Linked DNA regions of Mus musculus: region 1 is linked to region 2. A link is a loop called in an ENCODE intact Hi-C map of the cell type or tissue named here. Cell type or tissue: left cerebral cortex. All regions are shown on one strand. Links, peaks and the distances in the headings refer to the core of each region. The heading gives the core; the rest is flanking DNA.

Region 1 (5,378 bases), core at 327-5,326, 250 kb before region 2:
AAAGACGACCTACTCATCTTGACATCTTATGCCACTTGAGTTATGTCACTGGGGCAAAGTCAGGTAAGGCCCATGACTCTTCCCTGGGAGGAGACCTCAGGGCCTCTCACCTTCTGTCCAGTGCAGCCATGTTCCATGTCACCAAAGCCCAGAAGACCTTGTGATGTAAGTACACATGAAGTTCAGTTTTTATTTAAAGAGCCTAATTTCTGGACATTTATTTGGGGGTCACAGTATTGGCGTAAGTGACTTGCAGACATTGTAAGAGCTTTTCCTTCACTCGGCTGCTAAAGTTTAATTCACTCTAATTATTTCATATGGCATCGACTATAATAGTTTCATAATTTCTAGTATATTAAGCACTTAATATGTTGTGTCATTTGAAATCACATATTAAATTCAGCAAAGTACATTTTAATGAGAGTTAAGTGGTGTGAAAATATTAACACAGTGTGATGGTTCATCTTGGCACTCTCATTTTCTGGTTTTTCGAGTCTTTCCTGATGGGGGCAAGTGTCTCAATCACCAGGTAAGGGGCGTGGCAGCTACTCCTGTTCCCTGGGAGAGGGCCCAGACCTCTCTGGAGTTCCCAGTGCCCTTACCTATCCGTTCCCAGTGTCCCCAGACTTGGACACCAAAAGGCAGGAAATATGTCTTCAGTCTAGAAGAGAAGTCAGTAGCTTGGCACCTGGAAAAGTGGAAATGGCTTGCTTCCGGGTGATCTACAGTCAGCGGAGGGGCTGCTGGGACTCATGCTGTGGCTAACCCGGATGCCGCTGTCAGCATGGCAGGGTAGATGAGTGACGTCAGAGGCCAGGGTGCCAAGGTTTGGAGGAGTGCCCTTGCAAAACAACACAGATATGCTGACTTAGGCAGAGAGAGCTAGATCCGCCCTTAGACTCAGGCTCCTCCTCTTTAGTTTTATTTTGTTTGTTTATTTTAAAAAATTTTGCTTTATAGCCGGGCGGTGGTGGCCCACAGCTTTAATCCCAGCACTCAGGAGGCAGAGGCAGGCCGATTTCTGAGTTCGAGGTCAGCCTGGTCTACAAAGTGAGTTCCAGAACAGCCAGAGCTATGTAGAGAGACTCTGTCTCAAAATACATCATCATCATCATCATCAAACCCGGTCTGCATTCTCTCACTTAGGTGGTGGGAAACTCTTCTCAACAGGAGCAAGTGATCAAACCTTGTCTCTTGGGGTTCTACAGCCCAAGACACTCAGGGAATTCTATCTACATTCAGGTCACCCCAGGTCTGTATTGTGGAGAGAAGCCAATGATTCTGAAGGTTATAGGAGCTCTGCTGCCACTGTAGCTGGCCAAAGCCATCCCTCAATAGCACCCACACTTCTGCTCTAGGGCCTAAGCCCTGGGGGACCGAGACTCTCTGTGAAGTCATGATCCCTTGGTTCTCTCTCCGCTTAAGGGGTTCCATCATGTGAGCTCTCCTCCAGCCGCATGCCCTATCCATTTAATCTCTTCCATTTACCCATTCTCTTAGTCTGTTTTCTGATACTATAACGAAACACCCAAGGTCGGGAATCTGTACAGAAAAGAGGTTTATACAGCTTACAATTTTGGAGGGCTAAAATCTGTGACTGGATATCCCCATCTGCTTGGTCTTTGCTGAAGGTATTTGGTTACATCACTACACAGAGATGCATTTGGCCTCCTTTAGGCTACATGTGAAAAATCACATGGTGAGGGCTAGAGAGATGGCTCAGCCGTTAAGAGCACTGGCTGCTTTCTTTTAGAGATCCTGAGTTCAATTCCCAGCAACCACATGGTGGCTCACAACCCTCTGTAATGAGATCTGATGTCCTCTTCTGGTGTGTCTGAAGACAGCTACAGTGTACTCATATAAATAAAAGGAATAAATAAATAAATCTTCACGAGTGGTGCCCTGTGACCTAATTACCTTGCACTTGGTCCCACCTCTGCTCTAGGCACAAATCACTCCGAGGCGCCCACATCCACATGGGGCCTTGGGGGCTGAGGGAAGGTCCACAATGGCTGCTACAGATCCATTTGCAGTGGGAGGTTTGCACACCTCAGGGACGCCCAGCATATTTTACCTTTGTAAACAGAATACAAAAGTCATATTAGGACTCAAGATTTTGTTACCTATCATTTTGCATATGTGTGTGGTTGGGTGTGTGCCATGGCACACACATACGGAGGTCAGAGGACAACTTATTAGTGAATCAGTTCTCTCTCCCTATCATGTGGGTCCCAGAGATCAAACCCAGGTCATCAGACATAGCCTGATTACCCACTGAGCCACCTTGGAATTTTTACATCTTGCTAATTATATTCTCTCAGGAAAACCTTTAAGTTATACAACCGCAGCACATCAAGGCTGAACCAGACATTAGCAGTTAACTGTGCTCTGTAGCCTGCTTCTTACAAGCTAAAACAGGACCGGAGCCAGAAAGAGTGGAACTAGAACCCTGATTCCTCGGCTTCATAACCGCTGGACAAGAAAAAAGCAGACAACAGAACCAAACGGACCACCTCCGGCTTCAAATAGTCAGGAACGGTGAACAAGATCCAGGTCTGTTTTCTGCCGGCTTGCACAATAAGGCAGTTATGAACCCACCGGCTGTACCTGTCACCGTGATACGTGTGAGCAGCCACTGTGTCGAAAAGACTCTCCTTCTAAATCCGTGAAAAACAAACGTGGATGCTGATTGAAGTTTAGCATCATCTCCCATTAATGCTATTACGGCTTGGTTATTTGCAATTCCCTTTTGTAAATCCGAGGGAAACATCATTGCCCAAATTAGCTCTTTTCACTCAATAAAGGCCATTATTAGCATTCTGAGTTTTGCAGTTGCTTACTGCGTATTTAGAGAGAGGTCACGTGAGAAGCTGGGCGGCTTGCACCTGATTTCCATCTTATTGAAAACAGGTAGGAGGGGGTGGGGTGGGGACTCAGCTCCAAAAGCCAGGCCAGCGGCTTCTCTGCCTAGGCTGTGCACGGGTCCTGCCGTCTAACCGCGTGCAGGCCGAGCACTGCGCCCAGGCCCCTGGTGCCTCGCTCGTGGCCTCCCTTGTGGTATCCGACTCTGGTGACTGGAACTGACTTGCGTGGCTTTTGCCTGGGAATCTCTGTCCCTGTCCTCTCAGGGCTGCCTGTGTATCAAGTCACTATTCAAAGATCGCTCAGTGACCCCCTCCTGTACAGTCATTTCGCGGTGTAAGTGTGTGCTTGTGCGTGTCCCTCGCTGACACCGGAGCTCCCTGCTCACTGTCTCTTAAAGAGTCGGGGGCGACAGTCGGCGCTCTGGGTTTGTCAGAGCAAAGAAGGACAAGAGGCAAAGTAGTCTGAGTTTGGGGGTAAAGTCTAACCCGCAAAGGTTAGACTCTTTCTTCGGAGTCCTACTGCGCAGGAGAAGAGACCGGCCTCTGAACCAGGTTTGCACCCAAATCTCACTTTCTTTTCAGGGCGCGCAGGCCCACTTGGCTTAACCTGCCAGAGCCTCAGTTTCCTAACCTGCGAGGTGCGGGGACTTTAAAGTGCCTGGCCCTTAGTAAACGCAGTAGCAGCGAGAGTGGCCTCTCCCCACTCCCCCGCAACCACTGCCAGCAACGGTAGGGCGCTGTTTCCAACAAGTCGGGGAAACTAAGGCCAAGATTGCCCTCACACCCCATACACCTAGAGCAGGCCGCTTCGGCGACCGATTCGTGGGTGGAGAGCCTCAGAAGCCGGGCTGGCTAGATGAGCCGCTTGCAACCTACGCCCTATGCTCGTCGCCTGGTCCCTAGGATACAGCGGGGCCCTGCGCGGCTGGGCGCGATCCCGGTGCGGTCGGGCGCGTGCACAGCGCGCATCACGTGGCGGACTGTGACTTCAGGGCTGCGCACAGCTCAGTCCCGAACAAGTCTGTTTCCCATCGTCCCCTCATTTGCATATACAATGTAAAAAGAGTTTTCGAATATAAATGAACTTACTCTGAGTCTAAATAAAAAAATTTCGAACATATAACATAAAACCTAGAAGGTACTACTTTGGGGAGTCATTGATTTTGAAAACAATATAGAAACTTCTCACCATAATCTAAAAGGAACTTAAAATTTTGTCCTTATATACTTCCTGAGAAAATGGGCTGTTCGTGCTCGCTTCGGCAGCACATATACTAAAATTGGAACGATACAGAGAAGATTAGCATGGCCCCTGCGCAAGGATGACACGCAAATTCGTGAAGCGTTCCATATTTTTCCTACTTAATTTTTTTTTCCCTCATGAAGTCCAAAACAGCCCCAACGGTTTTACCTTTTGCTTGACTAAATCGAACCATTGTACTCAAGGAAGGAATGTGAGGCGTGACATAAGCAGACCCATCACTTTGCAATGCGCCTTATCCATGGGCTTCAGTTGCAGTTTGTGACTTATTTTAATTTTTGAGATAGGTCTCACAGGTTCCACCATGACCCCGAGTTTGCTATACAGTCTAGGATAACCTCAAACTTAAGCTCTTCCTGCCTCCACGTCCCCATTGCTGGGATTACAGGCGTGCACTACCACACCTGGCTCCAGCTCATCTCTCCCCTCCTCAATAACCTATTTCTTCACCTTAGCCCTAAGGAATGGTTTTGCTAAAGCCGTAGAGTCACCTGGGCGAGACTAGCAAGCCTTTAAAACTAGGTCTGATACCTTTGAAGAGACACTGGCTATGGAAGCAAAATTTCCTGGTTGCACAATATTTACTAGTTATTGCCAAATAACTAGTGCATAAATAATGCTTAAATCTTAACCATCAAGATGAAGAAGAAACGACCACCCTCCTTAAGTTCAAATTTCCTGTGCTGATTTACTCAGTGCTTTCTGACATACCAATTTCTTCCTCAAAGAAAAATGGGGTATGTGCTTCCCTGGTTCCTGAGCCCGCGCGTGGGCTCTGCAGCCCCTGGGACGCCTGCGGTTCCCGGGCTCGCCCCAGTGACACCTGTGATCAGCCCTGAAGACCAGGGTGGACTAGGTGAACCCCACATGCCGCCGCTGGCTGTAGAGCAGCGTACCACTCTGTATATATTTCTGTTTTAGTCTGTGGAGGTGACATGACCCCTTCCTGATTACAGTGGCTGAATCAAGATCTGTGGGACTCCTTGCGCCTCGGCTTTCCGCCTTCCTTTAAAGCATAGACTGGCCTAGAATCGTATCAACAGTTCTGTTTCAATCAGATGTCCCATTTGGATAAACAGTTTTAAATTATCTCCCAGAGTGCTGTCAATCAAAGTCACTACGGATACTAGTGTGGTGCTTCATCCTCCGACAGGAAGGACTGGCAGGATCGCTTATGTTGGAATGGAGTGGTATAGGAACTCAGTAGAAACCCCCTGAATCTTAAGGACAGGACCTGGCATTCTGTTGGGGTA
Region 2 (5,378 bases), core at 83-5,082:
CTCGGTGCTCACCCAGCTTTAGGAAGCAAAGGCAGGAGGAGAGCAGTCCCAGGGTTCCCTCTTAAAATAGCTAACTTGAGAGCAGACTGAGCAACATGGCAGACACCAACATGGCTCCAAAAAAGAAGCCAGTGATCTGCACAGCTTAAAATTGCACACAGCTGGTCCTTAAGATATACATTCTTTTCTTTTTTTTTCACTTATTATATATGCAGGTGTATAAACAGTAAACACGGATGCATACATGCCATGGCCATGTGTGTGGAAATCAGAAGACAGCATTCAGGAGTTGGTTCTACCATAGGTTCCACGGACTGTACCCAAGTTCAGGCTCACACAGCAAGCACCCATTGGCCCCTCCTCAAGTCTCAGATGCTATGACGCAACAGAAACAGAGCTCTTTCTCTCCTCCAGATGTTTACATTCTAGAATAGACAAGCACATCATCCTGAATGCATGCTTTGCCACAGGGATGGACATAGGACTACCATGGCAGCCACCTGGCAAACACTGACACAGGGAGAGTGAGGCATGGCAGGGAAGGGTGGGTGAGAGCCAGACAAAGAAGGCAAAGTGGAGGCACAGCCTGGGTACCTGGGAGTACTGACAGTAGCTCTGTACACCTGGGACACAGGATGCTCAAGAAGATGTGGCAAGAGAGGACATAGGTGCCAGGATAATCAAGATGAGCCTGAGGACAGCAAGGAGGACTGTGGGGCCTTATGAGGAAAGGAGACTAGCACTGTGCATATTGTGAAGAGCACCAGCTGCAGAGAAGGGATGCCATTCGGGGTCAAAGACTGGAGGCTGCTAGCTCACCTAAGGTGCCACATGCTTGGCTTAGACCCAAGCATGGCCTTGGTGGTACGAGCATCTAGCTTTCAAAATGAAATTATAGATACCACCATTTCATTTTTTATCAACCCAAGGCAGTAAATGACACCACTCAGTGTTCTCTTATAGTCCCTGTAAGTCAGACGGCACATCTGCCTGTTAAAACATTCTTCCCCGTACACCAAATTCTCCTGCTGAGTTACTGTGGACATACATATATGTCACCCTGTTAATGTCAACTGACTAGAAAGATGCACGTGGACTGAAGTATATGGGGACACTACAGGAAACAAAAGTAAATTTGGGGGCCAGGGAGATGGCTCAGCTGGCAAAGTGTTTCCTATGCAAACATGAGGGCCTGAGACTAATCTCTAGACCCATGTTAAAAAATAAAAATAAAAAATAAACAAAAACAAACAAATAAACAAAAAACCTAGGAAGTGGGTGCTTGACAGGTGGCCCAGGCTTGGTGGCATGAGTGCTTGTAATCTTAACATTGGGAATGCTGAAACAGGCGAATGCCCAGGGCTTGCTGGCCAGCCAACCCTATCCCAAAACAACAAGGTGGATGGCACCTGAGCACATCTGAGGCTGATCTCTGATCTCCACATGCACGCACACACATCTGCACACACATATACTCATATACTAAGTAAGGAAGCTATAGTTTTGGCACTGACTCTCAACCTCAGGAGCAAGTCCTCGGAAGGTCCTTTTACTCTCTATTCAGGACAAACACACACATACATAATGTTTTATAGTATATATTATATATGGACTCAAGGGCCAGCCTACATTAACCTTCATAATTTTGTGTGAAATATATTCTAAGCATCCCAAGGCAATGCACTGTTGATTCTAAGATGTAAATTTTCCCTGAACACTCAACATCTCTGAAATTGAGCTGTGTTTGTCACGGAATGATGTGCTGTAGTTCTAACAGGCAGCATCCTTTCCATATTGATAGTTAAGTCTAGGTCTCCCATTCAGTGGCATCTAAGGTTTGCTTAACCATTGTAAACTAAGATTGCCCTGGTGTCCCTTTCCCAGCAGGTCACAAGTTCAGGAAACTCAGCAGTGACAGGGCTAGAATGAGGGCAGGAATCCTTTCCAAATACTTGAGAAAAATATAAGAAACAGTTTTAAAACTCTTTACATCCCAGTTGTCTGCACTGGTGTGTAAGTCACAGTCCAGACTGTGAGCTTCCTGAGGGCAGGGGTTCAGTCGGATACATCAATTTCCCAGGGCGCTGCACATTTACCAGTTTTCAGTGAGTGCAATTAACCGAGACTGTGGTTAAAACAGGTAAGTTGACCCCACCAGAGGCCAGCTCAGGCCACCAATGGTCAAGATGCTGCCTATCCAGATCCATAATCCCCAACGCTGGGATTTGGCCACTAAAGTCACCACTCACCAGAACATCCCTGAAGAGTAACTGCGGCCCGGAGTGCACGGTCCAGTCCACCGCGCCACTATTTGGAATCTTGATCCGAATCACCAGCACCTGGTTCTCCATGGCACAGAAGGGGCCAAGGGCCAGCCACAGCATTACAGGTTAAAGGGTCTCACATCCTGGGGCGAGGGGTACCGACCTGCCCCTACTTAGGAGGAGCCCCAAGAAGTGACAAGGGGAACGATAGACAGAAGGCAGGCGATAAATAGGGAGCAAGAAGATGGGGAGAAGTGAAGAGGAGCGATCAGGAGGGAGCTTGCAGGCCCAAAACCAGGCCCAGGTCGTGTGGAGTGTCCCTAGGAGAGGATGCACTGTTGGGGGACCGGCCAAGAGGAATTAGTAGAGAGCGGAAGGTCCTGGAGTTACAAAAGTGGACAAAACAGAACCCACAAGCATTCTGTAGTCCTTGTGAGTAAGAGGAGACAGCGGAGCAACGGCCTGGTTTAAGGCAGGTACAGTGGCCAGGGTCCTGCCGTCCTGAGTGTCTCGGTGGGCAAGGGGACGGTGGCCGGGCGCCGCGGGCTGGGTCGGGGCTGTTTCGGAGGTGCACCGGTGGCGCCTGCCCTCCAACCAGGCAGGGGGGCCCAGGGCCGCGGGGTCAAGGGGCGGGTCCCGGACCGCAGCCGGAACCGGAGGGCGCGGCGCGTGCAGGATCGTCCGACTGAGGCCCGCGTCCCGGCAGCGGAGGTGGCGGCGAGAGGAGGAGGAAGGCGGCCGTTAGACCGCTGTTACTCCGGAACCAAAACGCGATGGCGCCGGAACCCGGGGAGCCGACATGTGGGACCCGCCTCCTGGGGCGCCATGTTGGAAGAGGGCAGCTGGGGCGGAGCAGGGATCTCGTGCTAGGACTGGCTGACTTCCATCTCTTCAGGTAGTGGTAAAGGAGCCTAGAAAACCCAGGAAGACACGGATCTACGGCTGGGGGCTGTCCGTAAAACAATTTAAGGTTTGATCATGCAGAAAAGGCGGTGAAGGACAAGACGGCAGCACCAGCTTGTCAAGTTATATACCTTTTACTATCCGCGGGTTTGTTACATTAAATCGGCAAGAGCCAGGCAAGACCTTTTTATTAAAAAAAGAAAAAAAAAAAAAAAAGCATGTTTTTATGCCCCTTCTTCCAATTAACAGTTCCAAAATACCACTATTTTTTCTCCCACGTTAGCAAAGTGTGCATGAATTTTTCAGTGAGGTCCTTTACCCTAACCAGTGACCTACAGTACCAAGCAATCTCCTACTCAAAAGCAACAGTAAAGAAACTCAATGGAGAGCGCTTAACTGCCTGGGGACAGCTGTATTTCTGGCATCATAATATCTTATTCAACCGTTGCAAAAATATCCCGTCTGTTCCATATATTTTCAGCTAAATTGCAGTGTTTATGCAGTCAGTGATAGCAGGGCAGTAGCCGTAAACCTTGGTTATTTTTAAATGCCTTGTTACCTCACATTTTAAAGTGCATAATCCTGTTGATCTATGTGTCTATACAAAAGAATTGCTTACAAATGGCAACGTGTAGGTAGGCCCTTTATTTGTAATTAAATTATGCTATTATCTCTACCTTTTGGGGCTGATTATGCATAAACATAGTGCGTGGGGTGGTGGGACCAGTGTCCACTTTCCCCGGAATAAACAGATATGTGATTAATGTAAGAGGAGGAACAATTAAATGTTGATCATTTTCAATGTAATACCAAAATTTGTGGCATAATTTCCTCTACTTGGGCTTTTTTCCTGTTGCATTTGAAAGGCCATTGTAGGAGATAAATGACCATCTTTTAGTTATTATTCCTTAATAGCTTAGGTAGGAATTCACGTAGACCGATTCTCCAGGTACTGTTGGAACTACCCCTTTGTAACTGCTCTTCAGTGCTAAAGAAAAATTCACTATTTTGCCATGTACTTCTTAATCTAAACTTTATTTCTATTATTAAGGAAAATTAACTACAAAACTAGAGATTTTCTATTAACCTATGATTTGTTAAAACGTCTTTTTAAAAATTCATAGTACCATAGGGAAAACCAACACCATTTGCCAAATTTGCATGTATATTCTGAAGCACTTTTTTAAATATATGAATGGCAGTCTCTCAGCTTCCCAAATATCTAAAGAGCAAATATAATCACATTTCAACTTTTTGTAGCCTTTACATAGCATGAAATCTTAAGACTTTATTATTTGAGCAGAGTTTCACAGAACTATTAACATTCAAAAGTACCTCTTTGTTAAGTAATATAAACACCACCGTCCAAATTAAAGGGATATATGTTTATGATCTTAAAGTTTTTGCACATAGTATTTTCTTTTTAACAGTAGACATAAGTAGCCACACAAGTTCTGACTGAGGTAGTTTGGTAGCCATAAAGTACTTTAATTGTAGTAGAAGGTTTATGCTTGTTTCTTTCCTACTTAAAGGGGGTTAAAGTTTGGATTGGAAATGTCCCCCATATGCTCAAGCCTTGCTTGTCCGTCAGTGGCACTGCCAGGAGACGATAGAATCTAATGTTGGGTCAGTGAGAGTAAGATAGGTTCTTGGGGGCATATTATACGACGTTATTGGGACCAGTGCCCTTCTTCCTTCTTCTGTTTCTTGTCAGCCATGAAGAAAACACCTTTACTTCCTGCCTTTTCCCACACACTCGCTGATGTGTGGAAGTCTGCCTAACCACAGGCCTAGAGATCATGGCCTAAAATCTGTGAACTTATGAGGCAAAATATATACCTCCTCCCCCCTACTTATAAGTTGCTTATCATTGAAAACTGACACATGAACCAGTTGTGGTGGCAAATGCCTTTAATCCCAGCACCATGAGGCAGACTCAGGCAAATCTCTGTGAGTTCGAGGTTAGCCTGGTCTATAGTCTATAGAGAGAGTTCCAGGACAGCCAGGGCTACACACAAAAATCCTGTCTCAAAAAAACAAAACAAAACAAAACAAAAACCCAAAAAACAAAATAATAAAAGGAGAATGAGACAATGATTAGCACAGAGGACCTGCTTCTAAATGACTATGATAGAAAGTTTCTCTCTAAATTCTGATGGAAGAAACACAAAAATGAATAAAATATATCAGATGGTGGTAAAAGCAAGGAGA

What was found. Hi-C counts contacts between places; a loop is a spot of excess contacts. Peaks named below come from ENCODE experiments on the same cell type or tissue, not always from the same donor. Only the 100,000 strongest peaks of a DNase experiment are listed, where the experiment ranks them.
Region 1: a loop joins it to region 2, with 2.6 times the contacts of the local background. A loop is called at or near these places in 2 of 42 quality-filtered maps.

Annotation. Positions count from the first base shown.
Region 1 is chr9:63,129,169-63,134,546 of GRCm38, forward strand. It overlaps Gm25064 (a small nuclear RNA gene), which reads left to right and starts at 4,115; the gene lies at 4,115-4,221. In left cerebral cortex, for the core only: no CTCF peak of the experiment used is centred there; DNase peaks (open chromatin) are centred at 3,231, 3,800 and 4,311; H3K4me3 peaks cover 2,432 bases; H3K27ac peaks cover 1,852 bases.
Region 2 is chr9:63,374,874-63,380,251 of GRCm38, forward strand. It overlaps Map2k5 (mitogen-activated protein kinase kinase 5), which reads right to left and starts at 3,029. Exons shown (of 22, transcript NM_011840.3): 1 at 2,250-3,029. The coding sequence starts at 2,384. In left cerebral cortex, for the core only: no CTCF peak of the experiment used is centred there; DNase peaks (open chromatin) are centred at 2,375, 3,077 and 3,558; H3K4me3 peaks cover 2,172 bases; H3K27ac peaks cover 1,752 bases.